2 separate regions of the Homo sapiens genome follow, and region 2 is linked to region 1. The links are chromatin loops, found by intact Hi-C in ENCODE. Cell type or tissue: PC-3. All regions are shown on one strand.

Evidence for each region. Hi-C counts contacts between places; a loop is a spot of excess contacts. Peaks named below come from ENCODE experiments on the same cell type or tissue, not always from the same donor. Only the 100,000 strongest peaks of a DNase experiment are listed, where the experiment ranks them.
Region 2: a loop joins it to region 1, with 8 times the contacts of the local background. A loop is called at or near these places in 6 of 110 quality-filtered maps.

Annotation. Positions count from the first base shown.
Region 1 is chrX:8,868,073-8,870,572 of GRCh38, forward strand. No RefSeq gene overlaps it. Among named protein-coding and RNA genes, the nearest start is that of LINC03114, 58 kb to the right of the region's middle. In PC-3, a CTCF peak has its summit at 1,036 (motif pointing right); a DNase peak (open chromatin) is centred at 549; H3K4me3 peaks cover 1,101 bases; H3K27ac peaks cover 1,965 bases.
Region 2 is chrX:8,817,451-8,819,950 of GRCh38, forward strand. No RefSeq gene overlaps it. Among named protein-coding and RNA genes, the nearest start is that of FAM9A, 17 kb to the left of the region's middle. In PC-3, no CTCF peak of the experiment used is centred here; no DNase peak of the experiment used is centred here.

The DNA of each region.
Region 1 (2,500 bases):
TATTTCAGTAAAGTGTTAAAAAATAAACAATGTATGCTCCTGTGAAGGGGATGGCTACTGTACCTCCAGTGCTGATCACACAGGCTTTTCTGAAGCATAGTCTGAGCAAAGACCATAATGGTGACTTGAGTGCAGCCATATGAAACCAGCAGGGCCAGCACCCCATGTGATGGGAGCAGTAAGTGCAAAGGCCTTGTGATGGGAACACACTGCTGTGCTGAGCAGCAGAATAAGGGCTGGCGGGTCAGAGTGCAGAGGCCAGAGAGGAGAGCTGTGAAAAAAATGGACTGTTGCCCATTAACTTTGTAAACTCTGGAAAACAGGATATTAGGTTGCATTTGCAAGGCTGCATGTAAGTTAGGTACTTCTTAAATGGTTTTGGTGTGTTATGTTCACCAAAATAATACTAATACTGGGGATGACTCATACTAAACAAGGCTGAGTTATGCTGACCCTAGATCAAAATTATGAGGTGAGTAAAGTTTGTGTTGACAATGCCTCTCCTGCACTTTCTGCTCCCCATTTCCCCGTGCGTCATACCTTGCAAGATACTCCTGCATTTCCTGTTGTGCTTCTCACGTCCGCCAGCCCTATACAGATAGTGGCATCCCCCAAAGATTAATCCACTCCTATCCAACACACTCAGCTGTGAATCACTACTGTCTGTGGTGGTCAGAAACACCATAGACATGTGAGTTCATGCAACAATCTTCCCTTTCTGTTCCCCATCAGACATTTGTTCTTTGAAAGAGAACTCCAGGATGGAAAATGTCTCAGCTATATGATAGATTTAAACTTTATAGCATCAATGGAGATTGTCCCCGCTGCCCCCATTTTCCACCTCCAACCCCTGCTATGGTTAGATATCCTAACTGAGCATATATCCATGAGGTTGTTCATTAGTGCTAATTAAGGAAAGGAAGAGAATGGTCGTTCAGCAAAAGGAGAGTTGTTTCTCAGTATTATTCATTATGTTCTTTTGGAAATTGCATGAGATGGTGACTAACCTATGTGTTGTCTCTAATTTTTCTCTGCTTCCTACACTAGATGTCACTGTGCAGCTCATTATTAATATAAGTAGCCTAAGGAAACTCTTCATAGAGAAATGGAAACTTTTTAAAATTTTTTAAATCACAAAGGATCCCTAACATGGTAGCACCTGAAATGCAAGCGATCTGCTCAGCTGGCTGCCATTCGGCATGGAGACAGCTCATTTCCTCTACATGAATTACCATTAGTCTACCCCAGTGTAACGCTAAGAAGACTTATCAACAACTTGAAATATGTTTTTATGTCTTTTTCCCATTTGCATACCTGTCAACCTGATACAAAGTGAGAATTTGGGAAATGCAAATAGCCTACTCATGAAATTTAATGATGTGCACATATGCTCTATTTTGATACATTGTAAAAATACACCATTCCCTGGATGCTTAAAAAATAATGTCCTCCCCTGAAGATAATGAAGCTTGGAATAGAGTAAGGACCCCCACCTCACCTACTTTGCCTTTTCTTGCCTCCTGTTTTAGTTGCATCATAAACCTTGAAGTCAGAAATGTGTTTAGTGTGTTTTCAATAGGTAGGATGGCCAACAACTCCAGTTTGCACCAGACTGAGAAGGTTTTAAAACCAGGAGGAGTTGGTCAACCTGCTAACGATGGACACCACAGAGATTGGCTTGCTTGTATTATTACAACCCATTACCCCCATTTGAGAACACCTCTGCACACACAGTCTGAACCCTGAGTTATTTTTGCTTAAGAACCAAGCACAAGACAAGGAGTGTTATTCAGCCTATAAGGATTTTTAAATTCTACCAGAACTACAGGTTTGAGTCACTAGTAGGCACCCAGAAGAAAAAAATATTTTCCAGGATGCTCTCCAGAAGCAGAACAATTTGGCTATGTCTAAAGTTTTAACAAAAGTGACTACAAAAATGGAATGACTTGCATAATTTCTAAAGGGCATACTGTAAAAATTTTTCAGAGACTCTGATAAGATAAATATGGTGCCATCCTGGCAAGGTAGATGTTCCTGTATTAGATAAGAGGGTTAAGTTTTCTGGAAAAAAAAAGCAAAGGAATAATGAGATGCATTGATCTAAGATAACAACTCTATAGTATATAATGCAAGCAATTACACTGATTCCAAAGGTATTGTTTTGATGTGGATCTAAAAACAGATTCAAAATAAGGTTATATTATTTTTCTCAAATGAAGAGCAAATCAGCAAACTGCTTTATTAGAGTATCAGGAGAGGATGAGGAGGAGGAAAAGGAGAATAAGGAGGAGAGGAGGAAGAAGAAGAGGTGGAGGAGGATGTGGAGGAGGAGCAGGAAAGGAAGAGAAGAGGGGAGAAGGGAGGGGGAGAAAGAGAAGAGGAAGAAAATCATGACATCTCTAATCTTCTTTAATCTTCACAACTGCCCTATGAGGAATGAATTTTTGTCTCCATTTTATAGACAAGCAATTCTGTTCTTATAATTGCTCAACTTTGCACA
Region 2 (2,500 bases), 51 kb before region 1:
CTGAGCCTAATATACTTACATGAAAGACTAATATATAGATAAGGAGATGTAGTCATATACAAATTACATGAAAAATGTACATACACGTTAAAGAGAGGAAAACAATTTTTCTTTTCACGTATATTCCATAGTTGGTTGCAAAAATACAATTAGTTAACTTTTCAGAATTAACCTGAAAAAGTTTGTATCTGTGAAGCCAGTGAGATCTGTTACTTTGAAGTTGCATAAACTTTATAGGCTCTTAAAAAAAAAAAACAAAAAACCTCAATATCTTATTCAATTGCTTCCTTTCTAAGAAAAGGAATTATTCACCCACCTGGTTCTCAGTACTAAAAGAGGAAACCAGCATGAAATTGCCTAATCTAGCACATATTAAGCATAATAGGTGTTTATTAAAACAATAATCATTGATTAGTTATTATTGCTTGTTAATTAGGATTATCTTTAAAATGAGGATGTGGTGTATGAATCACTCAAGAAGAAGACCAACCCTAAGGAAATTAGGAATTTTCTAGCTCCCAAGTCCCCTCTTCCTATGCTTTGCTGCTCCGTCAGGTGGAATATCAAGCCAATTACACCGTGGGGTTTTTTTTTTTTTTTTGCCAATTTTGTACCCACTATTACTCTCATCAAGATTAGATTTTATACATTACTATTAACTTAAAAGAAAAATACATTACTATTAACTTAAAAGAAAGTTTTCTTTTAACACATATATATTGATGCCTGTTGTATCCCATTTAGTTTACAAGGCAAACATATACATTTTATTCCACTGTGCTCATCTGACAATCCAAAAACAGAGGATTCGACTAGGAAGTTTTGTGACTTAGGTCCCAGAGCAAATAAAGTGTAGATTCTGGGGGTTTCAGCAAAGGTCTGTCTCTTCCCTTGGTCCATGCACTCAGTAATGCTCCAGGCTACCCTGGACAAATCTTTCCTTGTTAGAAGAAACACAAACACCAGCAGAGCAGAGAAGTTTTGTAGAAGGCACACACCATGACAGCAGTCAGGGGCCCTGAAAAAAAGCGACCATAATCCAATACACTCCCGCTCCTCTTCTGGGTTTCTCCATCCTACTCAGGCTTCAAACATGCATCTTTTCACTGTCCCTGGAGCATATTTTCAAATCATTTGGACAGATGGGTTGCTTAGGCTTTGAGTTCCCTATTTATGTGGGGTGTTCAGAATGGAGTATTGGCGTGGAATTTACAGGCACTGATTTCTTCTAGCCCTTGTCATCACCATCATCGTCATCATCATCATCATCACCATCATCATCATCATCATCAAGATCTCAGATTAAGCGTTTCCTCCCTGTAAGTTTCTTCTCAATTTCTGACACTAACTCCAAAGACCATGCATGTGCCAGACTGCCCTGATGATGGTTGTACAGGGTTGATCCAATTCCCTTAAAATGGACTCTCAGGCAATTCAGGTTCCTGCTTTAGCCATAGGGGCCTGCAGACACATGGGTGATAAATCCCTTCCCTTTTGAAGGCCATAAGCCCTTTTCTGTCTCTTGTAGCTGAAAAGCATTTTGAACACCAACTTTACAAATGCAAATAGTCATTCATGATATTAAAAGCTTTTAAATAATAATTTCAAAATTGTTGGGCTAACTGAATAACATTTTCGTGCAATGAGATCAAAGCAAAAAAAATTTTGCAGTGTCAGACTTAAAGAAGGATCCTTTTGTATGAAGAGAAATGATCTTGTAACTGCTTTGTTGGATTCTTAATTCAAATATTCATTAATTGAATGTAACATATACGGTATTTAGAATCCTCTTCCTTTGAGAAACAAAAGAACACATTTATCTGAGACTAAGAGCTTTCCCTGCTTAGCAAAACCCGAGGGCTAGAAATCTGAAGATTTATTTCAAATTTTCTCAAGGGCAGTTGAATAATGTTTAAGATATAACACCAGATGGCAGTATTTCCATGTTCTAGATCACACACACACACACACACACACACACACACACACACACACGTGTGTGTGTGTGTATATATATATATACATATATATAATATATTTGTATATATATATGTATATACACAAGTAGACAAAAAACAGTGTTTCTATAGTGACCAATGTCGGGCAGGGAGACTTTAAAATCAGTATTGACAATAGACACAGATATTTACATCAGAAATTTATCTTTATACTTGAGATATGTGACTCATTTTTCCCATATAGTTCACTTAAAAAACAGTTCACAATTATTATTATTTTTCTTATTTACTGAAGCAGCAACACATAGGTAGGTAACCCATATAAATATTGACAAACAATGAAAAGAAAAAATGAGCAAAATTTGGCGAAATTGCCAAACTAGCATATAATATCAGCAAATTATGGCTCAATTTAAAGGCTTTCTTTATTTAAATAAAAAACTATGTAGCTTTACCTGAGCCTAATATACTTACATGAATGACTAATATATACATAAGGACATGTAGTCATATACATATTACATGAAAAATGTACATACACG